Linked DNA regions of Homo sapiens: regions 2, 3, 4, 5, 6 and 7 are each linked to region 1. A link is a contact called in ENCODE Hi-C or POLR2A ChIA-PET data. All regions are on one chromosome and are shown on one strand. The core of a region is the stretch at or near the end of the contact, and the rest is flanking DNA. Distances in the headings are between cores, read along the strand shown.

What was found. Hi-C counts contacts between places; a loop is a spot of excess contacts on that map. ChIA-PET counts read pairs that join two places held with the same protein, here RNA polymerase II (POLR2A). Pooled maps may share reads with other maps.
Region 2: a map with no recorded cell type shows a loop between it and region 1 (18-fold over the local background). The contact joins two enhancer-like sites. A Hi-C loop is called at or near these places in 17 of 37 single-sample maps with no recorded cell type and 7 of 50 pooled maps.
Region 3: a pooled map shows a loop between it and region 1 (8-fold over the local background). The contact joins two enhancer-like sites. A Hi-C loop is called at or near these places in 2 of 37 single-sample maps with no recorded cell type and 3 of 50 pooled maps.
Region 4: a map of CD8-positive, alpha-beta T cell shows a loop between it and region 1 (10-fold over the local background). The contact joins two enhancer-like sites. A Hi-C loop is called at or near these places in 2 of 168 maps with a recorded cell type or tissue (B cell and CD8-positive, alpha-beta T cell), 2 of 37 single-sample maps with no recorded cell type and 10 of 50 pooled maps.
Region 5: a map of CD8-positive, alpha-beta T cell shows a loop between it and region 1 (9-fold over the local background). The contact joins the promoter of ADD3 here to the enhancer-like site in region 1. A Hi-C loop is called at or near these places in 2 of 168 maps with a recorded cell type or tissue (CD8-positive, alpha-beta T cell and natural killer cell), 2 of 37 single-sample maps with no recorded cell type and 9 of 50 pooled maps.
Region 6: a loop to region 1 is called in a pooled map, with 7 times the contacts of the local background. The contact joins two enhancer-like sites. A Hi-C loop is called at or near these places in 6 of 37 single-sample maps with no recorded cell type and 11 of 50 pooled maps.
Region 7: a loop to region 1 is called in a pooled map, with 7 times the contacts of the local background. The contact joins two enhancer-like sites. A Hi-C loop is called at or near these places in 5 of 37 single-sample maps with no recorded cell type and 9 of 50 pooled maps. POLR2A ChIA-PET finds 5 or more read pairs at or near these places in 1 of 52 experiments (activated naive CD4-positive, alpha-beta T cell).

Annotation. Positions count from the first base shown.
Region 1 is chr10:110,413,171-110,416,418 of GRCh38, reverse strand. No RefSeq gene overlaps it. Among named protein-coding and RNA genes, the nearest start is that of DUSP5-DT, 82 kb to the left of the region's middle. RefSeq lists enhancers at 1,672-1,801, 976-2,175. Within about 2 kb of position 1,763, at least 12 of the 41 ENCODE cell types and tissues checked have a DNase peak (open chromatin) inside an H3K27ac peak, as active enhancers do; they include CD8-positive, alpha-beta T cell and natural killer cell, where a contact is called at or near this core.
Region 2 is chr10:110,841,043-110,844,640 of GRCh38, reverse strand. No RefSeq gene overlaps it. Among named protein-coding and RNA genes, the nearest start is that of PDCD4-AS1, 28 kb to the left of the region's middle. RefSeq lists enhancers at 744-903, 1,264-1,313, 1,464-1,523, 1,534-1,603, 1,674-1,733 and 2 more. Within about 2 kb of position 1,445, at least 10 of the 41 ENCODE cell types and tissues checked have a DNase peak (open chromatin) inside an H3K27ac peak, as active enhancers do.
Region 3 is chr10:110,801,043-110,804,142 of GRCh38, reverse strand. The region is part of intron 7 of RBM20 (RNA binding motif protein 20); the gene reads right to left. Among named protein-coding and RNA genes, the nearest start is that of PDCD4-AS1, 68 kb to the left of the region's middle. Within about 2 kb of position 1,347, at least 22 of the 41 ENCODE cell types and tissues checked have a DNase peak (open chromatin) inside an H3K27ac peak, as active enhancers do.
Region 4 is chr10:110,135,463-110,138,971 of GRCh38, reverse strand. ADD3 (adducin 3) reads right to left here. Exons shown (of 15, transcript NM_016824.5): 15 at 3,407-3,509. Among named protein-coding and RNA genes, the nearest start is that of MXI1, 70 kb to the left of the region's middle. Within about 2 kb of position 1,696, at least 3 of the 41 ENCODE cell types and tissues checked have a DNase peak (open chromatin) inside an H3K27ac peak, as active enhancers do; they include CD8-positive, alpha-beta T cell, where a contact is called at or near this core.
Region 5 is chr10:110,006,124-110,009,331 of GRCh38, reverse strand. ADD3 (adducin 3) reads right to left here and starts at 1,348. Exons shown (of 15, transcript NM_016824.5): 1 at 1,033-1,348. ADD3-AS1 (ADD3 antisense RNA 1) reads left to right here and starts at 951. Exons shown (of 5, transcript NR_038943.1): 1 at 951-1,151. RefSeq lists silencers at 616-1,025, 1,336-1,765 and enhancers at 1,594-2,147, 2,148-2,703.
Region 6 is chr10:110,773,357-110,776,872 of GRCh38, reverse strand. All of the region lies in intron 1 of RBM20 (RNA binding motif protein 20), which reads right to left. Among named protein-coding and RNA genes, the nearest start is that of PDCD4-AS1, 96 kb to the left of the region's middle. RefSeq lists enhancers at 2,111-2,300, 1,191-2,390. Within about 2 kb of position 1,777, at least 4 of the 41 ENCODE cell types and tissues checked have a DNase peak (open chromatin) inside an H3K27ac peak, as active enhancers do.
Region 7 is chr10:110,066,682-110,070,218 of GRCh38, reverse strand. The region is part of intron 1 of ADD3 (adducin 3); the gene reads right to left. Among named protein-coding and RNA genes, the nearest start is that of ADD3-AS1, 60 kb to the right of the region's middle. Within about 2 kb of position 2,083, at least 11 of the 41 ENCODE cell types and tissues checked have a DNase peak (open chromatin) inside an H3K27ac peak, as active enhancers do.

The DNA.
Region 1 (3,248 bases), core at 514-3,013:
GAGCCACTGTGCCTGGCCCAAAATGTATTTTAAACTACTTGAATATTTGTAATAAGCAGCACCATGCACATTTAGAAGTGATACGTGATTTTCACACACTGGAGCTCACCTCAGTTGTGTTCACACTGATTTCATAAGTAACACAGTAACATGTTGGAAACTTGAACTTCTTAGAAAATATATTTAAACTAGTGGAGTGAAGCTTTTATTGTTCACATACACTGGGGCCCTGTGTCGGGTCAAATCTTATTTGGAAAAAGGGTTCTGTTTAAAAAGATCTCACAGGCATTGGGCTTCGTCACCAGGAAGAGAGATAAGGAGAAGTGATATGACCAGTGTTTCTGGTGAGTGACTTCTGTGTCCCACAACTGTGTTGGAAGATTTTCTCAGCAGACTGCAGAACATCTTATCTGAGCTCTGGTCTGAGCAGTGCCACTGATTGGCAGACATTTGCAAGTTGGTTCTGGAAGTCACTGGTAGCTGACAGCTCCAGGCCAATCTGAAAGAGGTAGGGCCCGTTTCTGCACCAGGGCAGAAGAGTGAAGCCTTTCAGGAGCTGCCTGGGGATAAGAAACAAATACTAAGAACTCAAATCACAAGTTGCCTAGCTCCAATGTGCCAGGCGACGGGCTGCACCTCTCACCCATGCAAATACATTTGTCCCTCACATGTACATAAGGAGGTTTAGCCTCATTTTATAGGTGAGGAAAGTGGTACACAGATAGTTTGACACCCCCCAAATTCCCTAGCTAGTGAGTGACAGTGCTGGGAGCAAACCCCCAAGTCTGGGATGGGGATCAGAAACTCACAGTTTTAATGAGCACCCCAGGGGATTCAGGTAATTCTGATGCAGGTGGTCCACACACCCTTCTCCGAGAAATACTCTACTACATTATACTGGGTGCAGGGGCTGGATACAGACTGAAGTAGAAATAGTTCTGACCAACAGTGGCCTTGTCATCAGCACCTGCTTTTTACCAACCTTTTACCTAACAGGTGGCTCTGCCTGAACAAGGTCTTAGAGGGGTCTCTGGACATCTGATACAGGCAAGCATCTGCCCCTTTCTTTGCTTCCATTTTCACCTCAATAGAGCAAGGGATGACATCTTGGTGCCCTTCCTGCTCTCAATCCTGTGAATCCATTACCAGCCTCTGTGACCTGAGTACCAGACCAGGAGCTCCAAGGTTGGGTCTCAGAGTGGTAAAGGGTCTTGCTTGAGTCAAACAGTTAGTAAGTAGTAAAGCCTCCTTTAGTCAGGCTGCTGGGGTCCAGATCTCCACCATCTTAACTCCCAAGCAGTGGTGTCCCCAAGGACGGGGCCATAGGAATGGTGCACATGGGTACAATAAGAGGTCATATCATCTACAGAAAAATTACAAACAATAATAAACTGACTAACAGTGATGCACCAGCAATTCTAATCAACGTCAGTGATAAACTACTTCTGTCCCCGCCACACCCCCACTAGCTTGGTATGCCACCCACTGCCACCCTCTGCCGCATTCTCTCCTGGGGTTATGTGAGTCACTGCTGTGCAGTGAGGCTTCTCAGAGGAAGGAGAGGAAGAGACCTTGTTAGGGGTGGGGGTGAGGTCTCTTCAATGTGGTCCCCATCCGGCCACACCATCTGTGACAAAGACACCCAAGAGAATGTGGTCTGGGTGACTACAGGGCTCATTTACCTCAGGCTAAAAATAGGTGCATTCCCCGCAGCAGGTGGGTGACTCAGCAGGCCTGAGGAAAGCTTCTAGATGGAGGAAGCGCAGTCTTGCCAGCCCAGGTTTCCCCCCGGTACCAGAACAACAGGAAGGGGCTGATGACGGAATTGTAGCATGCATTTCACAACCCCTTCTGCGCCTCCCAACTTTCCCCTGCTGCCGTTCCCCAAACTCCCTGTTCAAAAATTGCTGTTCAAATTCCTGAAATTGCTAGTCCAATTGAGAGCCCAAATGAGACCATGTGGCCAACTGCTCAAACTTATGGTAGCTTTCTTCCAGACCTTAAAGAGAGAGGCGAGAGAAGGTGCATGCATGTATGTGTGTGTGCACACGTGTGTGAGAGCAGGTACATGAGAAGCAGGCCACAGAGCGTCTATACTGGAGTCTGCCTTTGTCTCTGACCTCCCAACCTGGCCGCTGGCCACATACAGTGGAACCCAAGGAGGACTGCTGATGCTCTCTGATCATTTTCTGCAATGCGTTATGCCCTGGGAAATGAAAAGTGCTCCCTTCTTTCCATCCCCAGACTTTTCAGGAAGCAAGCACAGTCCTGACCTTCTAGATATATCTCCAGAGGCTCAACAGAAGCTGAGGAGTGAGGCAATTATTTGAAGAATTCAACCCCACTTCAGGCAGCTGTCTGAGCAGATTGATGCAACGGGAAGAGGCAAGACTGAGCGCCAGGACCTAGTTTCTCGTCCTGGTGCTGCCGCTCATTTGCTTTGTGACCTTGAGCAAATCAGTTTTCCTCTCGAGCCTCTAGTTTCTTTCTCCTCTGCACATCCATTTGTTATTTCTTCAACAAATACCTATTAAATGCATACTGGGCCATGCACCTGAGTATACCATGCTAGATTCAGGAACAAGCAACTATGGAGGATGAAAAATGTCCAGGAAGTCTTTGCACCTCCTCCTAACAAAAACTAGCACTACTTCTCTGTCCTTTGACTCTAGGATGACCTTGTAACTTGCTTTGACTAATGCTGCGAAAGTGACTCTTGACTTTTGCTCTCGCCCTCTTGGAACCCAGCTACCACATGAGGAAGCCCCAGCTAGTCTGCTGGAGAGGCCACATGGAGGAGAACTGAGCCTCCCTCACTGACAGCCTCCACCAACAGCCCATCAAGTTAGACTATGCAGTCCCAGTCAACAAGCCACTTGACCAAAAATGTAAGAGTGAGCCCAGCCAAAACCATCTGGAGCAGAAACAAGCCACCCTGCTGAGCCTTGACCAAACTGTCAACCCACAGAATTGTGAGCAATTACATGGTTGCAGTTTTCAGCTATTAAGTTGTGGTGGTGGCTTGTTATTGATATAATTAATGTTTATTGACAATTTCCAATGTGCCATTGACAATGCTAAATGTTTTACATATATAATTTCATTTATTCCTCCCATCAACCATGTGAGGCAGGTACTACTATTCAAATATCCATTTTACAGATGAGAACACTGAGGCACAGGAAGGAGAAGCAACTTGCTGAAGATCAAAGAACAGCTGGGTAGGGGAGCTGGGATATGAGGCCAGG
Region 2 (3,598 bases), core at 196-2,695, 430 kb before region 1:
AAGATTAAGTAGGGTCGGTGGAGGGCCAAGCTAAGCCATACGAGGAGCCCAGGAGACAAAAACCACAGAGACCAGGCTGGCCGACCCCAAGCAAGCCTGCCTCATGGGTAGGCTCCCCTGCTGGGGGCAGGAGGATGGTAATAAGGACCATAGCTCCCCACAGGCCCATGTGGGAGATTCAGGTAGAGAAGTGACCACCCCCCACCTTGTGATTGACAGCAAGTCTCCACTCTTATTTTCTTCCCAAAAACCTCTGGCACGCACAAGGCACACATCAAATGCACAGATGGGAAAACCGAAGCAACAGAAGGTAAACATTTGCCTACATCTCAGAATGAGTTCATTGTGGATTTGACCCAGGAACTCAAGGTCCTGATTCCCAGCATGGAGATCTGTCCCTGAGCCAGAAAGCTCTGTTCTTCCTAGGCTTGCATACAGTGATGGTGAGAGATCTCACGGGCAAACGGGGCACACCTTTTGCACCCCTCCTCCCTAGGCCGCTCCTTATCAGACAGGTTTGAGGGGAAGTTCCCAAACTGCCAGAGAGAATCAGCACTTCCCAGTCAGGCTTTGTTCCCTCCTGGCTGTGGTCATCCGTTTGGGGTAACCCCAAAGAATAAATGCTGGAGAGGTTTATTTCCCCCAACAATCCAAAGAGCAGGGGCCCCACCCTAGAGCTCTCTATTGTCAGGTGGGTGTGGCAGGGCACTCAGGTAGTAGAGATGATGGTGGCCTCCTCCTTGGCCTGTGAACACTGGTTCCTGGAAGTTCAGCCACTTAACAGAGAAATTTGAAAAACAGAGCTTGAAAATAAACCCAAACAAAAATTCATGAACTCCAGCCAGCATACTCACTCTCAGGTGGCTGGGCAGGTGTGAGCAAGGATCAGGCCTTCGGACACTGGGAGGTGTTGCCCCAACATCAGGAACCAGTTCACACAGACCAGAAGCCATCCCAGTGTCCCCGCTCCCACTATGCTCTTCTCCAATGTTGGGCTGTGAGCTCCCTAAGGATTTTTCCAACACCTCTCAGTACCTCTGTACTGTCCCTCAGGAGAATTATTCCAGAATATAGAGTCAAGTAGAACAATCTCCCCAGATAACCTGGAATGCTCTCTCCAGCCTAAGGACAGAGCATGTTTTTTTTTTTTTTCTTTCTGCCTTGGCTCCCAGGAGGCTTCTAGTCACATCTCTTGCTGTATGAGCCCTTACAGACCATATATTTGCTGCCTCCAACTTTCTTCAATCCTTGTTTATAATTTTTTGTTGTCTTAATCTGGACACATGGCATCATGTATGTGCAACATCTCTACTCCATGTTGGAAACAGGTGGCAGGCAAGTCAACAATCTAGTTTCACTCAGGAAGGAGAGGTCACAAGTGCAATCCGGCTAGCATTTTGGGGCTGTGGGAAATCCCCTTTTGATCACTCCCCTTTGTCCCCAAGTCCCCTGAGAGCAGAAAGCAAGCTGCTTCTCTTTCTTCTCCTCCCTGAAACAGGAGGAACTTGAGCAGCCCCCGGGGCCCTCCTTCCTCTCTTGCCCTCAGACTCAGCTCCCCTGGAATATTCTCCCAAGTGAGAAGAAGGAAGAAACAGTATTTCTCTGGGTATAGTGCTGTGGGTGGAGGCCTTTCTTTACTTTCCAGGGAGGAGAGGTACTGGAGAAATCAGTTTCTGGAATTTAACAATCAGGAATTCAGCCATAGGTAACTGCAGTATTGCTAAATTAGACTTTCTAATTTATCCAAGCAGCTCTGGGCAGACCCAGAGTCTAGAGGCTTTAGGGAGAGGCAGGAACAGGAGGTAGGCAGTGGAGAATAGTGGCTAAGAGTGTGGTTTGACAGTCATGTGGACCTGGGTTTGAATCCCAACTCTGCCACTTACTGGTCGTCTGACCCTTGACAAACCACTTTGTCTCTCGGAGCCTCATTTTCCATCTATGAAATGGGGAGAATAACAGTACCTGCTTCTCCAGTTGTGAAGAGGCCAAGAGACAGTGCCCCTATGGAGTACACTAAGTGTGCCATGCAGGGGGACTCAGGAATCAGCAGGGCCGAGCTGACAGCAGTAGTGTCTTGTGGAAGAGGGAGAGAAAGTGTGTGTGACCCCAGAGTTCCTCGCTGACAGCAACGCGGCCCTGGGCAGTGGCCCTGTTCCTTGTTTCTCCTCTGAGTAAGGATTGCTGACTCCACACAGCTCTCTGTCTTCAGCAGCAGGGCTTCCATCAGATCTCGAGGAGCTGTTTAATAACCACAACACTTCCAGCCATTAACAAAGATAAAGACAGCATTGGAAAATTGACTTTTGCCTGAGCACAGTAAGTACGAACCCAACTAAAAATCATAACACATGCTCCCAAACCCAGTTCGATGACTGTGACACGCTCCCACCCCCATCCTTCGCCGCCTCCCCCACCCACCAGCTGCCACCAGCCCCTTCTGCCATGGCCATGCTGGTCTCCTTTTCTCTGCCTCCTACTGTCAAGCCTTTTTCACACTAAAGTGCCCCTACCTTCAATGGCCCTACCACCCAGTAAAATAAATGCTGCTTCTATTCCAGGAGCTACTGGGGAAGTCCCTGGTTGACATCTAGGGCAGTGTTTCTCTAAGTGTCATCGGTGGACTGCACCTGCATTGAATTACCCCCCAGGCTTGCTAAGATGCAAATGCCTGGGTCCTCCCCGTGACCTAATGAGTCAGAATCTCCATGGGGGCGCCAGGAATATGCATTTTTAGCAAGCTCACCAGGTGCGGCTGATGCACCCAAAGCATGAGAATCCATGATTTCTCTTGAGTCCCTTGCTGAGTGCCAAAGTCCAGCTAGGACCAGACCTGGAAAATTCACACGATAATGTAATCGAAATATCATAAACTCTCCAAGTAGCCCCAGCAAGACTCAAGGGATCTGGATTCTAGTCTTGGCCCTATACCAATAAGCTGTGTTGCCTCAAACAAGTCACCTCTCTTCTCTGGGCCTGTTTTCTGGCTTGTAAAAGGAAGAGCAGAGGCTTGGGGGTCTCTGGGGCCATCCTGCTCCAACATGCTTGGAATTTCACTCAGGATAGGCACCTTTATATGACTGCCATTGTGGGAAAAGAGAATGGGGAGTTGACAGGGTTGAGCCCAGATGTCCAACCACTGCCTAAGAGGGCAGTTAACAGTTGCTGTTGCCAGGTTTGATGGTTCATGCCTGTAATCCCAACATTTTGGGAGGCTGAGGTGGGTGGATTGCTTGAGCCCAGGAGTTTGAAACTAGCCTGGGCAACATAGTGAAACCCTATCTCTACAAAAAAAAGTTAGCCAGAGGTGGTGGCACATGCCTGTAGTCCCAGCTATTTGGGAGGCTGAAGCAGGAGGATGGCTTGGATCCAGGAAATAGAGGCTATAGCAAGCTGAGATCGCGTGCCACTGCCCTCCAGCCTGGGTGATAGAGTGAGAGCCTGTCTCAAACAAACAAACAAAGAAAAGAAAGCAAGGTTAGTATCCAAGTGCCCTGACCTAGTAGGGCATTATGAGGAGGAATCCCAGTGTCTAGGCTGTGGCAGAGTCAGGCAGGGGCAGTCTGGAGTTGATCCCTGGGGATAGGTGTGGTACAGGGAG
Region 3 (3,100 bases), core at 98-2,597, 390 kb before region 1:
CTCTCTCAAAAGTCTCAGGACTTTTGTGGGAGCTTCTAGGAAAAAACTCTGGCTTTCTCTTGTTGAAGGAAAGGGAAGGGGGAGAAAGAGCTGCTGAGGTCACTGTAGCCATCATGCCACCTAGAGGAGAGAGCCTGGGCTGCTACGGCCCATCCCAGGGAGCCCCCAGTAAACAAAGCCAAAAGAGCAGAAGGCAGCGTGGAGAGAAACCAAGTCCTAATGAGGGTCTCTGGGTCCTGAATCCAGCCGCACCTGCAGCCAGATCTACTCCTGGACGTTTCATTTACATGCATCCATAAATTCTTTTTTTTTTTTTTTTTTTTTTTTTTTGCTTAAGCCAACAGGCTTAATGGAGATGAATTTCTGTTACGTGCAGACAGAGTGGCAGCTGATTCATATCAACATAGGGACCATAAAGCATGCATTACTATGTAGTTGAGACATACATTAAGTTGTTTTCACATCTGTTATTCCATGCGACCTTCACAATGCCTTAAGAGGGAATATGGCAGCTTGGGGAGCAGAAAAGCCCTGCTAAAGATCAGAAAATAATGTGTTCTGCGCCCTTTCTATTCAAAGTGTTCTCCGAGGACCACCAGCAGCAGCATCTCCTGGGACCTCGTTAGAAATACGCAATAACAGCACTACCCTAGATATGCTGAATCAAAGTGAGTTTTCACAACATCACCAAGTGATCTGTATGCACACTGAAGCTTGAGAAGCTCTGTTAGAATACTATCTCTGCGGCTTCTTGGCTGGGTGACTATAAGCAAATTACCTGATTTCTCAGGTTTTTTTCACATAGACAACAGAGATCATGATAACACACTATAACAATGCAGCTTTAGTGCAAAACCAAAACAGCACTAAGTTTTAATCATAGCTCTTCCAGTAGCTAAGTACAATCCTGGGCAAGTTCCTGAATTTCTATTAGCTTCAGATTCCTCATCTGTAAAACTGAGATAATAATACCTGTCTAACAGGACTGATGTCAGGATTAAATAATGTATGTAAACTTCTTTGCCCCAGAGTACCGGGACTCAATTAAAGGTATACATTATTGTTATTGTTGTACTCTTATAATTACTGCTATTATACACCCTACACACTTCACAGGGTACAGTGATTACGAGACTGAAAAGATAATGTATGAAAAAAAATACTTAAAGCCAAATAACTCAAAGTATAGTCCTTTCCTGATCTGTAAACTGAGGTTCACAGAGGTTAAGCAACTTTTCTAAGCTCACTAAAGCAGGAAGCGGTAGAGCCCAGGCTGACATCACCATCTTCCAATCTAGGATAGGTCACATGGTTGTCAGTGGTTCTTTGTTTATTTGCTTTTTCTCCCACCAGACTGAGCTCCTCGCCAGCTTGCTACTTCTCCCTCCATGGCACCTGGCCCAGTTCCACCCACGGTGAGCACTCAGTGCACATTTGCTGAAAGCAAAACTCGACCATCTGACCTCTTTAACCCATGTTTTTTGCACCACCCCAAACTATCTCCCTCAGGAAGGTATTGCTATGCTTTGGTACTTTAATTTAAGAAGCCAATTACTGCCGTTAATCCTAATTAGAAACTTATGACAACATCTCATTTGGAGACCAAAGCTCTACTGGGAACTTAGTGTAGAAATTCAATTCCAGCCCCCAGGGAAGAATCCAGGAGACCAGGAACTTTGGTTGGATATAGAATGGGGTGGGATGCTTACTTGTCTGAAAGAAGCAATATACTTTTATTAGGAAAAAAAAAAAAAAAAAAGCCAGGTTCTGCCTGAAGGAGAACTGTTAGTAAAGGAATTTCAGAGGCAATGATGCAAGCAAAGCAGATTCAGGACTCTGGAAGCTGGTTGACACAGTGCCCATCTACATATGGAGACTTGTCAGAATGCCAGTCCTAGCCAGAAACATCCACTAAGCCTTTGTCTTCTAACTTCAACCTTGAAGGTGGATTAAGGCCTGTGGGTCTTAGACAAAATGGACCCTAAGTCAATGTGGAATGAGCTAAAGTGAACGGGAAAATCCCTATTAAATGGAACAGTAGAAAGCACAAAATAAGAGGGTAGATTCAAACACTAATACAGCATTAATTACAAGAAATCCAAATAGACTACGTGCTCCAGTTAAGAGAACTCCTGCAAACCAATAAGAAGACACAATGCAAAAGAAAAGCATGGGCAGATGACCTGAAAAGAAACAGCCCATCAGAGAAGATCCAGATGGAACAGCCAACAAACAGATGAAAAAGTGCTCAATCTCCATGCGCAATTAGGGGAATAAAATATAAAACTGTGATAAACTGGCCAGGCACGGTGGTTCACGCTTGTAATCCCAGCACTTTGGGAGGCTGAGGCGGGCAGATCATAAGGTCAGGATATTGAGACCATCCTGGCCAATATGGCGAAACCCTGTCTCTATTAAAATACAAAAAAAAAAAAAAAAAAAGTAGCCAGGCATGGTGGTGTGTGCCTGTAGTCCCAGCTACTCGGGAGGTGGGGAAGGAGAATTGCTTGAACCTGGGAGGTGGAGATTGCAGTGAGCCAAAATTGCACCACTGCGCTCCAGCCTGGTGACAGAGCAAGACTCCGTCTCAAAAACAAAACAAAACAAAACTGTGATAAACCATGATACTCTCCCACGACAGGCAAAAATTTAAAAGTTGGACAAGACAATGTGTTAGCAAGAATGTGGACCATTGAAAACTTTTTTTTTTTTTTTGAGACGGAGTTTCACTTTTGTTGCCCAGGCTAGAGTGCAGTGGCACAATCTTGGCTCACTGCAACCTCTGCCTCCCAGGTTAAAGCGATTCTCCTGCCTCAGCCTCCCGAGTAGCTGAGATTACAGGCGCCTGCCACCACGCCTGGCTAATTTTTGTATTTTTAGTAGAGACGGGGTTTCACCATGTTGGCCAGGCTGCTCTTGAACCCCTGACCTCGTGATCCACCCACCTTGGTCTCCCAAAGTGCTGGGATTACAGGGGTGAGCCACCACGCCCGGCCGAAAACTCTAATACACTACTAGTAGGAGTATAAATTTGAGACAACTAATTTTGGAAAGAGCTTGCTATCATCTAGGAAAGTTGAGGTAAGCATGCCTTATGATG
Region 4 (3,509 bases), core at 447-2,946, 280 kb after region 1:
TGGCATTTAAAATATTAGAGGTTCCAACAGTAAAGAAATCAGCAACTTGAGACAATACTGTAAAGACTCATGGAGCATCTAAAAACTTGAAACTTTAGGAAACAACTATGGATAAATAATAATTAGGCTTGGTCTTGCAATGTGTTTCTCTAAACTGTTCCCGTAATAAAGTTCTAAACATCACAATTTGCAGTAAACTTTAGAAAATGTATCTATTATCTATTTTATCCATTCGTAGGTTATGCCCTGATGGGTTTCCAAGGAAAACTGTGGTATGACAAGCATGAAATGAAGACTTGAAGACCTTTTCTTGAATCCGGGCTTAGCGCCCCCATGAAGTGTATGACATTAGGTAAGCACCAGCTCTCAGAAGGATAATTCTTACAAAGTCAGAACAAGATAACCAGGCTATAAGGAACAAATAAAATAATCTGGTATCTATAAACTTTCCTCAACCTTAGACTGCACCTAGCAATGCATAATCAAAATAGAGTTCTAAATCAAGCCCAAAAATACTTCGAAGGAGTTCCCTCAATGAACTAAAACTAAATTTAGATCCACTATTGCCCCCTAATGGTCAGCTCTTAGAAATGAAACCCCTTTGAAAGTAAGAGTATGCAAATTCAGGGTTTTTTTCTATCAAGTTTCCCCAAAAGGCTTCTACATTGTTTTTCTCCAAGACAGACCATCTTCAATTACACTCATTTAAATAAAATTGTAGATACAGTGTATTTCTGATCTTTAAAATGACTTCTGTAACTAGATTAAGCTACCTTTTCTGGTTTTAAAAACATTTTCCTTAGAATGTTTCTTCTGTTTCCAATAATGGAAATCAAGAAGAAAAGAAAAAGAAAAAGGGCTTCTTCTCAAGTCTCTGCTGCATCTTAAGCAAAAGTATGATAACTTGTCTTCCAGGTGTCATGGTGTAAGATTTAGGAGCTGGTTCTTTATCCTAAAGGTTGCTATCACCACAGGTCATTCCTGCTTCTCAGGTATCCACCAATTTCTTCATTCTTGAGGTGATTTGTTAGGGAAAAAAGTCTTCCAAATCAAAAGTCAATGTTTGATCCCAAATCTACTTATATCAAAATACAAGTTCACCGTGGCTTGACTTACAGTCCAAACTAAGATAACTGCCTCTTCCTAAAAACCATGGAAATGTACTGCAGCCACACAGGGTCTGGCACACAGATGGCATGAGTAATTATAGAAGTCTGAATCTCTATGGGTGGAATCCTACCACCTACTTTTCATCTTCTACAAGCCTTAGTTTCATTATCTACAAAATGGGAATAATATCATCTACTTTGTTGGGATACTGGGAAGGCCAAATGAAGTCATATATGAAAAGCATTTAGCCTAACGTTTGGTACACAGAAGGCATCAACAAAAAATATTATCGGTTAGCTCCTTAGTAAAAAAGAAAAAAAAAAGTCAATTATTGAAGAAGGCATTGTCTTGTCACTCACAGGTATGAAAACTCTGAGGTGTCATATCCTATCACAGCCTCTGAGAGCACACCACAACTTTCTATGTGTTCTCCACTGTGGGTGATATCTGTAATGAGACCTGCTAAGGAAACAAAGTCGAGAACGATCTACTGAGGAGAATAAACAACAAAGGAAATGCCTTCTCTTTCAAGTTCTGGGTATTTCACAACAAACATGGTGCCTACAGACTAAATAGGGAAGTTCAGTGCAAGGAATGGAAACATTGGATTGTTAGATCTATTACTCCCTCTAGTGGCCACAAACAAGACTGTTTTTATCAAAATCCCAGTTTGGCCAAGATTGCAACTTGGATATGTGTATGTATCAACCTTGAGTTTGAAAAGAAATAACCAGTCTGTATTTTCTGCCTATGTGGGGGGGAAAAAGGGGCCTGATGTTAAGAGAAGCCAGTGCTGTCACAAATTTTATCAGTTTGGTTTTTATTCCCTGAATGAAAATACTAATCAATGAAGAAAAGGCACATGCGAACTTTTCTACTATATTGACTCTCAAGTGAGAACTGAAGATAATCGCCTTTGTTGCTTTATGAAAGGGAATTTTGAAATGAGCATCTTTCTAAAATAGCAATTTTTTACCACAGGGTGATTTACAAGCCAAGGTAATAATTAAATATGCCCAAGACTATGACTATTTTTCTCTGACCAAACCCTTCATTTTTATAATGGGTAATTATAGTAAAAACTTCAATTAACCAGAGCCCTCAATTAACATGTTATCCTCCTCTTGTACTGTATTTTTAGGGCAAAGTAGAAAAATAATCACAAGAAGTTATTCATATGACAGATTTAGTTTGAAAATCTAGATGTGTTATCTAAGTAGGAAAAAAAACCCTGAAAAATTACATTCACACCATAATATATAAAAAACACCTACATATAAATGATATATATATAAATATATATAACTAGATAATAGCTGGAAGGGAATATAATTTTTTTAAATGTGAATATGGACCAGACATGGTGGCTCACGTCTATAATCCTTATGATTTGAAAGGCTGAGGCAAGAGCATCACTTGAATCCAGGATAACACGGTGAGATCCTGTCTCAACAAAAAACAAAGAAACAAAATAGCTGGGTGTGGTGGTGCATGCCTGTAGTCCAAGCTACTTGGGAGGCTAAGGAAGGAAGATCACTTGAGCCCAGGAGTTTGAGGCTGCATTGAGCTATGATCACACCACTGCACTCCAGCCTGGGCGACCATGTCAAAAAGGAAAAAAGGCTGGGCACAGTGGCTTACACCTGTAATCCCAGCACTTTGGGAGGCCGAGGTGGGTGGACTGTTTGAAGTCAGGAGTTCAGGACCAGCCTGACCAACATGGCAAAACTCTGTCTCTACTAAAAATACAAAAATTAGTTGGGCATGGTGCCGCATGCCTGTAATCCCAGTTACTCAACAGGCTGACGCATGAGAATCACTTGAACGTGGGAGGCGGAGGTTGCAGTGAACCAAGTTTGTGCCACTGCACTCCAGACTGGGCAAGAGTGAGACTCCGTTTCAAAAAAAAAAAAAAAAAAGTGAATGTGATAAAATTGTGAACTACTTTCTACTCTTTCTGCTGTTTTTCTATTACATTGTTATTTGTACAACAAATACATTAAAAATCAGAGAGGTACATATCCTGCAACATCTATTCTACATTGATAGAGGCTGCCATACCCATTATCAAGAGACAAAACAGGTCTCTCAGGGAATATCTCCTCTAACATAAGCTGAAAAAAGACAGGTTTTGTATATATATATAATTTTCAACTAATTTGAAAATATATTTATCAGGACATTCTTTATTCAGAAGCATCAATAACTTACCAAGTTTCACTGAAGTATAAAACTCAACAGACCATGAATAGGCTAAGTAACCACCTGTGAATGGAAACCTCATGATACAAGTCCGTATATTTAAAATACTGTTTATTTGTGATTTAACATTAATTAGCATTACATCTAAGAGCAATATCAGATAACATTTATACATTTTTCCACAGGACACAGAGGTT
Region 5 (3,208 bases), core at 99-2,598, 410 kb after region 1:
AATACTGCTAAATCTAAAATGCTACATAATTTAACGTAAACTTGCACGCACGTGTATGTAGCTAGTCCCATACCCCAGAATCTTATCAATTCCTTCCCCAAACTTGCATATAATCCTCCCTCAAAGCCTCTTGGCTAAGTTAAATTCCTTAACACTCTACCAGGTTAATTGCAACAGCACATGTGCCAAGGAAATTAGTGGTTTTCCTTGCGCTCCCATTTTCAACCGGCACCTACTTGCAATTAAATCTCTGCAACAAAAAAGTTCACCTGAAGCCGTTCTTGCCATTTTAAAAGAGGCCCAGATTATGCTACCTGTCTGTGGTCTTGCCTAAGCTATAATAGCCTACCTCCAAAGAGGCTGGACGTGCCCCAAACACCAGCACACCAGACCTGCTGCCAACTTCGCTTGTCACCCCTAGCAGGAAGCTCAACCTAACATGTATACGTTTGTAGGGGCGGTGTGTTTGTGTGTGTCTGTGTTGGGGGGTGGGGAAGCGGATTATAGGAGAAAGGTGACTGAACACTTTCAACTTGTAACAAAAAAAATTTTTTTTAAATGAGGAGAAAAACAACTAAAACCAACATTCGCTCCCTTTCCTCCACCTTTTCTAAGCGCAGGAACCTCTCACTCCCCTGGAGCGCACCTTCAGGGCTTAAGGTCCCCGGGGTCACCTAAGCTTCAGCCAGTAACTGATTTTGGTACTCCCCGCCTTCCTAGGGAAAACCAGCAGACGCGCGAAGCGTCGGGCCCACCCGGCGGCGCCGCAGGCCGTGCACCGCCACCCCCGGACCCTCCCCCGCAGGTACGCTCCCCTCTGGCCTGGCCGTGGTCCCCACTCCCGCCCCGGAAAAGGGTTCACCTGAGGCCGCAGGGACAGCCAATGAGAAGTCCCCTTGGCCCCGCCAGCCGCCGCTCCCTACCCCCGCGCGACCCCCAGTAGCGTCCCCAGTGCTAGCCCCCGCGCGGGTGCCCGCGTCCCGGCCCGGAAGAGAGGCGGGACGACGGCGCGTCCTCTCCCCGCAAGATTACCTCGCAGCGCGTAGCCGGCTTTGTGTTTCCCCTCCCTCCTTCTCGGCAGCCGCCCGGGCTGCAGCAGCCGCCGGATCCGCCGCTGCGGCCGCCTCTTAAGCGCCGCAGAGCCCCAGAGGGTAGGGCGGGAGAAGGGGAGGGGGCTTGAGGAGGGAGGGACCTGTACGCCGAGCCCTGTGCAGCAGGAAGCGGCGACACCTGGGATGCCGACGCCTCTGGCGCTTGCTCTGTGTTTTAAAAAATCTAATTTAAACCCCTCTTCTTTCCCTCCCGCCCCTCACACTGGCGACCGTTACGGGCTGGCGGCTCGCGCTCTGGCGGGACTAGCCGAGCGCCCCTCGAGCGTCCCTTGGTCCCGCCCCCTAACGCCCCGCCCCTAGGTCCCCAAGCGCCCCCCCCGGTCACGCCCCCAAGGTCCGCCCCTCGCAGCCCCCTACGCCTCTGGCCCCGCCTCTTGGGCTCCGAAGCCTCCCGGCCCCGCCTCCTCAAGACCTCGCCTCTGGCAGCCCCGAGCTCTCTCTGGCCCCGCCCCGAGCGCCCCTCGGGAGTCCTGGTCCCGCCCCCGCAGCCCCCTCCGCGCCCTCAAGCTCTAAGTCCGTGAAGCCGCAGCGGTGGGGGCCTGCAGGCCCGGCAGCCGGGAGGGCCTGGTTCGGGGCGGCTGCCTGGCGCCTTTTCAACGTCCTCTTCTGACTGTGCAGCTCGAATCCGCGGCGTCCCCGGAGGGCCAGAGGGGGAAACGACCCCGATAGAAACCCGACCGCGAAGGGGAGGAGGGGCGCCTCGGAAATGTCTCCCGCCCTAAATGAGCGAGCCCCCTACTCCTACTCCCGAGGCTGAGCCGCCGCTTTGAGTCAGCCTCGGCCGCCCACGCTGGCTGCTGGGGCTGTAGGAGGCCACTGCAAAGGTTCAACCTCCGCACGCCCCCCGTGGGGCCTGGACTTTGCTCTCAGCACAGCTGCCTTCGCGGGCGCCTAGTCCCCACAACCCCTGCTTCACCTCCACATAGGGGGAGGACAGGGGCTCTCGCTTCTGCTTCATTTGGACCCCTCGAGAGTCTTCACTCCCGCTTTGGCTCCCGGCCTCTGAACCTTATGAGAGCTCACTTCTTTGAGGCGAAAAGTCGAGGCATCGCCAAGAACCTTCAAAATGAATGCGGGGCCGGGCAAACTTTGCAACACGCAATTGCAGGGCTGTGGATCCATCCACAGGTGACACCGGGCCTCCCACCCCCCTCGCCCAGACATGTTTCTCATCCCAACCTATTCTTGAAATAGACCTCCCAGCGGTGCACACTTTTCTCTGCCACCCACGACTTCCACGTCCCTCCTGCACCAGTACACTTGCAAGCACACCCCTCCGAGCGCCATTCTAATGATTCATGGTCCCTTGGGCCAACCCCACCCTAACACACACAACAAACTTCGTTCCCCACCCTTATCCCCCTTCGTTTCCAAGGCACTGGCGACAATCCACTTCATTTCCTTTCCTCATCTGCAGACTCGTCCCCCTCAAATACCTCACGCCATCCGCCTCATCTTCATCCCCCCCCTCCTCCCTAAAAATGTGCTAATTAAAATGTAGTTTCCTCTTCCCACATATGAAGTGTGGAAAATGAATCTTGTCTTGACACAAACTGTGATGCATTTATCGTTTTCTCTCTCCACTGGACTAAGGCTGTAGAAATTTTAGTCTACCACCATCTCCCATTTGCTCAAAAAATCCAACCATGCCTTATTATTTTTAAATACTCTTAACGAATCGTGGGGAAGGCTGCCTAGTTTGAGGAAGAAAATTGTTTAGAAAATGCTCAGCCTGACATTTTATTTGGTATTTAAAAATATCTGCAGTATTTGAGAGAGATATTGGGAGTGGCTGGATATTTTCTTGCATTTAAAAAGCAAAAAAATGAAAAGCTTTGCATGCATCAAGGTTAGCCTTTTTATGAATAGCAAAAAAAGTATCCTAAGGGCACCTATCAGAATATAGTCCTCACTATATTTTGCTAGTCGCAAATCTGGACACCCCCACCACCACCAAAGGAAGACAAATTAACATAATCCATTTTAAGCATGTCTGATGAACAGTCTTTTCCATGATCATTCCTTTTCTCACAGTTTCTGGACAAAATAGCTAGATAGATCTCCTTACCCACCGAAGATCCAAAGCTTCCTTCTAA
Region 6 (3,516 bases), core at 528-3,027, 360 kb before region 1:
CAATGCAGGAGCTTCAGTACACTCTTTCTCTGTCTAAGTTCAGGTTTTTAAATTGAGTGGATAATCCCTGCAGTAGGCTGAATAATAAAAATGTTCACATTCTAACCCACAGAGGCTGTGAATATGTTATCTTACATGGTAAAGGGGACTTTGCAGACATGATTGAATTAAAGATCTTGATTATCTGAATTTCTGAATTTAATTTGGTATGCCCAATGTAATCACAAGAGTCCTTCTAAGACGGAAGCAGGAGGATCAGAGTCAGCGAGAAGATATAAGGATGGAAACAGAAGTCAGAGAGGAGAGAAGATGCTTTGCTGCTGGCTTTGAAGATGGAGGAAGGGGCCATGAGCCAAAGAAATGCAGGAAGCCTCTTAGAAACTAGAAAAGACCAGGAAACAGATTGTCCCTTAGAGCCTCCAGAAGGAACTAACACCTTGACCGTAGTCCAGTGAGGCTGGTTTTGGACTTATGGCCTCCAGAACTGTAAGATAATACATGTATGTTATTATAAGCCATTAAATTTGTGGCAATTTGTTACAGCAGCAATAGAAAACCAACACAATTCCCAAGACAATTAGATGCAAAAGTGGCTTCCACTAGAGAGGCGGTGGTAGGTGTAGGGGCTGACTGGACCTTGCTGGTATGAATTGATCCCCCCAGAGTACAGACCATCTGACCAAACATCCAAAGACCCTCTGGGAATGTAGTCAGGGGCCAATTCTGCACAAATAGGGGCCCAAGCAACGTGTCTCAGACCTGGCCAGTCCAAGAACCACATCCCTCTGGCAACAGTGATTGGCTCATGGGGGAACACTCTCGGATACTTTGTTAGAGCTATCAGGCATGATTCTCTGTCATGCCATGGTTGCTAAATTGTTGTTAAGCCATCACTTAATGACAGCCTGCTTGAGAATAAAGCCAACTCAGAAGATGCTGGCCTGAAGACAGAGGTACAGGCAGCTCCTTGATGACTTCCTAGGAATGCCTTGAGCCAGCTTCTCCTGAATCCACCCTGTACTTTGCTGGACATGAAGCAATGCATTTCCTTTATTTGCTTAAAGAAAGCCAACCTACGTAAACCACGGGCATTTAACCATCTTTTAAAGACGGTTCCTGTCTGTGGCCCACATTGACTTGAAGGTTCCTGGTCACCCTCCAGTTTCCTCTGCAGGAGTGGACTGACTGTGAGGACCCAGTAGTTGGAGCTACAGGGTCACTATCATCATCATAGGGAGAAAAGAGGATTAGAAGATAAGGAGTGGGCAACTGCTGAGAGAGGAGGCAGCAGGCATGGGGATGGGATTTGAGGGATCCAAGAGAGTCTTAACATCTGGTTGGTGAACCAGGACTTAAAGGGCTGTGGAATAACAAGGACACAGCTGAAGTGCAGTAGAGTGAATGTGCGTAGATGTATCAGCAGGCTCTCTCCTGGTAATGTCCAGCCATCCAGAAGCAGGAGCCAAGAACCACAGCCCAGAGCATGGTAGTGCCTAAACTCATGCACCGGCCACATCTGCAATAAGCACAATATCTTCCAAGATAACCAGTTCAGGAATTTAAATTCACTTCCAGTGCAACTGGCTGAGTGGTGAATGCGCCATTTCTTCTTTTGTGCTAAAATATAGAAAGTAATCGAGGTGAGAGGGCTGATGACCAGGCAAGAAAATATTTTCTAGGTATGACCACACTATAAAGGTGTGGCCAAATAAATGCAACGCTGAAGGTCAGATCTTTAGAGCAGAGTTGAGAATTTATGATCTTTCCATGTCTTTATGACACATTCTGCTAGTGTCAACACAGGAGAGACTTAAAGCAAAGAGAGGATTAATGTCAACTTAACTAACAAGAACTACATTATAGTTTTCCTTCCTTCTGAACCATTTTTCTTTAAAACATTCCTTATTTATGGTATTTTGGTGGGAATTTCTTTTTAATATTTATCTTTCCTAGATCAAAAATTCTCAACTCTGCTATAATGCTTTCAGAAGCTAGGTCAGAATATGAACTAGAGAGGGACATTCCTGAATGTCAGGTTACAAAGGTGACAATGACAACACAACAGTCATATTGGGGCTAAAGTTCAAACTCTAGCTAGTGATCACACTTTAAGAGTGAGCTGAGGCCTTACAGACAATTTAGTTTAACTCACTCATTCTACAGACAAAAACAAAACAAAACAAACAAAAAGAAAACAACAAAAAACAAACAAACAAAAAACCGCAAAAGCCAATGAAGTTGGCGTCCTCTGTGAAACCGCCTAAGTCACACACCGAGACAGAGAAGAGCTGGGACTGGAATGCAGGCTGCCTCTGTCCTCAGGGCTGATGGAGGTAGCTGTGGTCGGATACACGCCTATCAACATATACCAGATGAATTCTCTCTTTGCAAGGAGAAGATGAGGCCACACACCTTTTGGATAGTGCTCTTTCTTGATAACAATAGGGCTGCTGGGTCTTCACTAGCTTGGCCTCTGTGACTAATTTCGAGACTACTGGGTCAATGCTGCTATTCTGTGTTTGGGCCTTAGCCATGACATTACCATATGATGATTCATATCACCATGACACCTCTTGGAATGATTCATAACAGCAATATAATCCTATCATCTCTCTTTTGTTTTGTGTTTTTCAGTTGGTGTGTTAATGAGTGTTCTCACTTCATTAGCTGTCTCATCTCCAGAACAGCCATATGGACAGCTAAGTCAAATATGACCATTTCCAGTCTATAGTAAGAAGACTGAGACCAAGAAAGATCAGATGAACCGTGTGAGGTCATCCAGTGAATAAGGGACTTGACTGGGACTTGAAGGAGGGTTTTTAAACTGTAAGGCCAATATTCTATCCTCTGTTTACACGTTCATTAAAGGGAGCTCCAAAAACCACATTTCTGGGCCTACTTCCTTTGGGCCAGTTAAACATGAGTTTGGGTTAGTTAAACATGAGTTTAACTAACATGTTTGGTATCAGATCCCCGGGCTTTCAGTCCACTGTGCTCCGTACGTCGCTTATCAGGCAGAGCACAGTCTCAGAACCAGGGGACTATGCAGTCACAATGGGGCAGCTGGTGGGTTTAGAACTGACACGAGAGGCCTGCCTTTCATGCTGGACTTATTAGAACGGCTCAAAACCTGCCAAAGAGAACTGATCCTGCAGCAAATGCAGAGAAAATGATACACATTCTGCTAGTGTCATCACAGGAAAGACTTAAAGCAGAGGATTAATGTCAACTTAACTAACGAGTCCCATAGTATAGTTTTCTTTCCATCCTTCTGAACCATTTTTATTTCTTTGAAAATATTCTTTATTTTTATAAAATGAGGGTATGGTATTATAGGTGAGAATTTATTTTTAATATCCATATTTGGTTTTTTTTGAAAATTTTAAAATACAGAAATATGAAGAGGAAAACAAACACTTATGAATTCAGTGCCCATTATCCAAAATGAATAAATGCTACTGTAATGGTCATTTTGCTTCAAAATTTTTTAATAAAAGAATATTTGACAGATAAAGC
Region 7 (3,537 bases), core at 834-3,333, 350 kb after region 1:
TCTGTTATTATAATAGATATACTACAGATATACTACAGATATATTCAGAGAAAGGAGCCTATTTGAAAGGTTACAGGGCAAGTTACCCTGGAGCTTGGTCTAAAAGGAATGAGTATATATGTATGGGGTGAAGAGGAAAAAGATTAAAAAAAGACAATATATGTTTTAATAAACTTTTAATACATGGCTTTACTTTAAATAAAAGTATCACAGATTACAACTAATACAAAAGGGAAATCAAAATTGCCACTGGGTAACAGTTTACTGTGGTGTGTATAATTTAAGCTACAGGAAGCCTACAATCTATTAGCGAACCACAGTTTTGTGTCATGTGCTTTTGCTTTCACTCTAATCTGACTTGCATGCTAAGAAAAGAAACTCAAAAGCCATTTATATTCTTTTTTAAACAATGCTTGTTCTTACACTGCATTAACCAATGACTTAGAAATAATTAAGACCAATTATCTTGAAAGCCAGTCAAATTGTAATCTGACACCACATCACCATGAAAAGAGGCATAAGAATGTTCTAGGTTAATACTAAGGTCAGTAAACAAATTTCATGGTCAAGGTGGCACTACATTATACTACACCCTATGAGCTCAAATCCTTAAAAGCATCAAGTATAAGCAAGGTAGATTTAATGGGAGAGGGTGGGAAGGGGAAAAAAAAAACACAACTAATAAGCATTATGTTTTGTAAGGCACTTAAGTTCTAAGGTTCACTGGCCCAGAAAGCTGTTGATATATGAGAAAGGTTACTTTTGTGGATTGAAAAATGGGCTAAGGTGATTAAATATACATTTAAAGCTGAAAGGGATGATATGTTAAATTGCTGAGACTGGGTCACTCATTTGATCAACTTACTATTGATGAGAAAATGCCACAGGGTTAATGTTTAAGATGCTTCCACACTGAAGTACAAATAAATAACAAATCTTCCATTTTTATGAAGAAGAATATGCAGATCATTTACAGCATATACAATCATGACAACCTGAGAGGAAAAATCCTTTAAAATGGAAAAATTAAGGTAGGATTATTTATGTAAATTATTTAAAGATTCCTTGCCAGGTTGTCTTAAATAGTAATCGCACCTGCATTTAACCATGTTATACTGAGATACAGGCAATTTTTTTTTTTTAAGACAGGGTCCCACTCTATTGCCCAGGCTGGGTGCAGCGGCATGATCATGGCTCACTGCAGCCACAACCTCCCCGGGCTCAAATAATCCTCCCAGCTCAGCCTCCCAAGTAGCTGGGACCACAGGCTCACATGACCACGCCCAGCTAATTTTTCTATTTTTTGCAGAGACGAGGTCTCACCACGTTGCCCAGGCTGATCTCAAACTCCTGCGCTCAAGTGATCCAGCTCCCTCAGCCTCCCAAAGTGCTGGGATTACAGGAATAAGCCACCATGACCAGCCACTAGCCAACTTTTTAGGAGCATATACTTTATATAAAGCAAGGGCTGTAAGTACTTTATACTAATGAATTCACACCTACAACATCTAAACTTTGACAAAAAAGAAAAAATCCTTTTGCCTTTCAAAACGTTCACTTCAGGAGTTTAATCCTGGAGTAGGAAATCCTCAATGAATTCTTTGGACAGTGTATATGTACAGCTGTCCCTAGGTATCCATCAGGGATTAGTTCTAGGACCTCCCATGGCCACCAAAATCCAGGATGCTCAAGTCTCTGATATAAAATGAAGTGGTATCTGCATAAAACTTTGTACTTCCTCCTGAATACTTTGAATCATCTCTAGATTACTTATGATGCCTAATACAATGTAAATGCTATGTAAGTAGTTATTCTGTATTTTTACTCTAATATTTTCAATCTGTGGTTGGTTGAATCTGAGAATGCGAAACCCTCAGAAGTGGAGGGCCAACTGTAACTTCCTCAGAAGATTCAGAGAAAGGAGGGGGGGAGGTGGAAAAGCTCATGACAATTGCTTCTGAACTTCTGAGAAGCAAAGTGACAGGAGCAGTACAAAAACTCGGTGGAAGCGGGAAAAGGAGGAGCTAAGAAACCAGATGAAGAGACAATATAGGGAGCCAAGGGTGACATGAGATAAGGGGATCAAGTAACTGTGGCAGCCAAAGACGCTGGGCCACACCCATAGAGAGCTATGTGGCTTATTTCAAGGGGGTGGAACACTGAGCAAGTGAACAATTTTGGTTTTGTTTAACTGAAAGGTTGCACAATCCTGTAAATGGGGGAAGGAAAGGGGGTGTTTTTCCAGTATAGAGAAAGTTAGGATAAATAGTTATCCCTTTAAAAAATATTAAACAAAGAGAAGTAATAACTAAATCATTCAAAGGAATATGAAAAAAACAAAGCAAATCAAAGCAAAAATAATCTAGCATTGTTGGTGTTTTAGAAAAGCGATGTATACCTTATACATGAAAATGAAAAACTGAGAACCTTGAGGAAAGAAATATAAACTCTATGTAAACCCAGAACATTACTTATTGACTGTCATGATGAAGCTTTTTATCTTGTGGACCATGCCATCCTTCAAACTACAAGATCCCCATAAAGTACACTGACACGAATTTTGGGGTATGTGGATCAGTGTAAGGTTCTTCCTCACTCCAACTTTAAATATGGCAGCTTATAGAAATAATTCTCAATGACTGGATTCTTAAAACTTAATCCAAGATAAGCAATACTGTGACTCCTGTGGGATATTTCCAAGTTATTAATCTGAAACAGTTCTCAACCTCTTTAAACTCATTCCTGCTGGTCCAATATAATAAATGATATGATGCTTTAAATAAAAAGGGGAGGTGGAGGGAAGAAAGAAGGCCCAAGTTAGCACCTCTGAAGTTGCTTTAAAGTTTATAAAAACTGCAAATGAGAAGTAATAACATAATATACATTTATTGTATTTTTCAATCATGTGGCTAGAAACTACAGAAATAATTTTAGAAAGGCTTTCTTCCAGGTGCAAATTACTTTATTTGATTTCACGTTTAACAGTTACTGCCTTTACTACACTCTAGGAAATGAAAGTTGAAAAATATTTCAGGTTTTTTATAGATGATTTATTAATCAAATCTACTGATTTTTCTAAGCATTAATATCTTCCTACAGGAATTTTTTTAAAAGGCACTATACAGTTAACAAGCATTTGCTTTCACCATAATACAAAAGTCAAGGTGTGCTTGCTAAACCAGAAACCAATCAGTGCACCTAGACCCGTGTTCTTAACACAGTCAGAACAGAGCAACCAAGTGTAGCTTTAATATTTTGGCTTACCAGTTTGTAAACAAAAATTTGTAGCTAGAGTGCAAAAGAGGGATCTAAATATACAAACCTCTCTCAACATAATGTCATTATATAGATCACACCACTAGTAAGAAACGCTCATGGAAATACTCGTTTTAGAATTTCCAAAAAATTCTAGACAATTATATCTCAAAGAAATATAAGCTGCTTAAAATTTACAAAAGAATTTCAGAGTCATAGTCAACAACTAGAAACCAGGTTTTCTTCTACTCACAAATTGTGGGCTATGCTTATCGAAGCCTG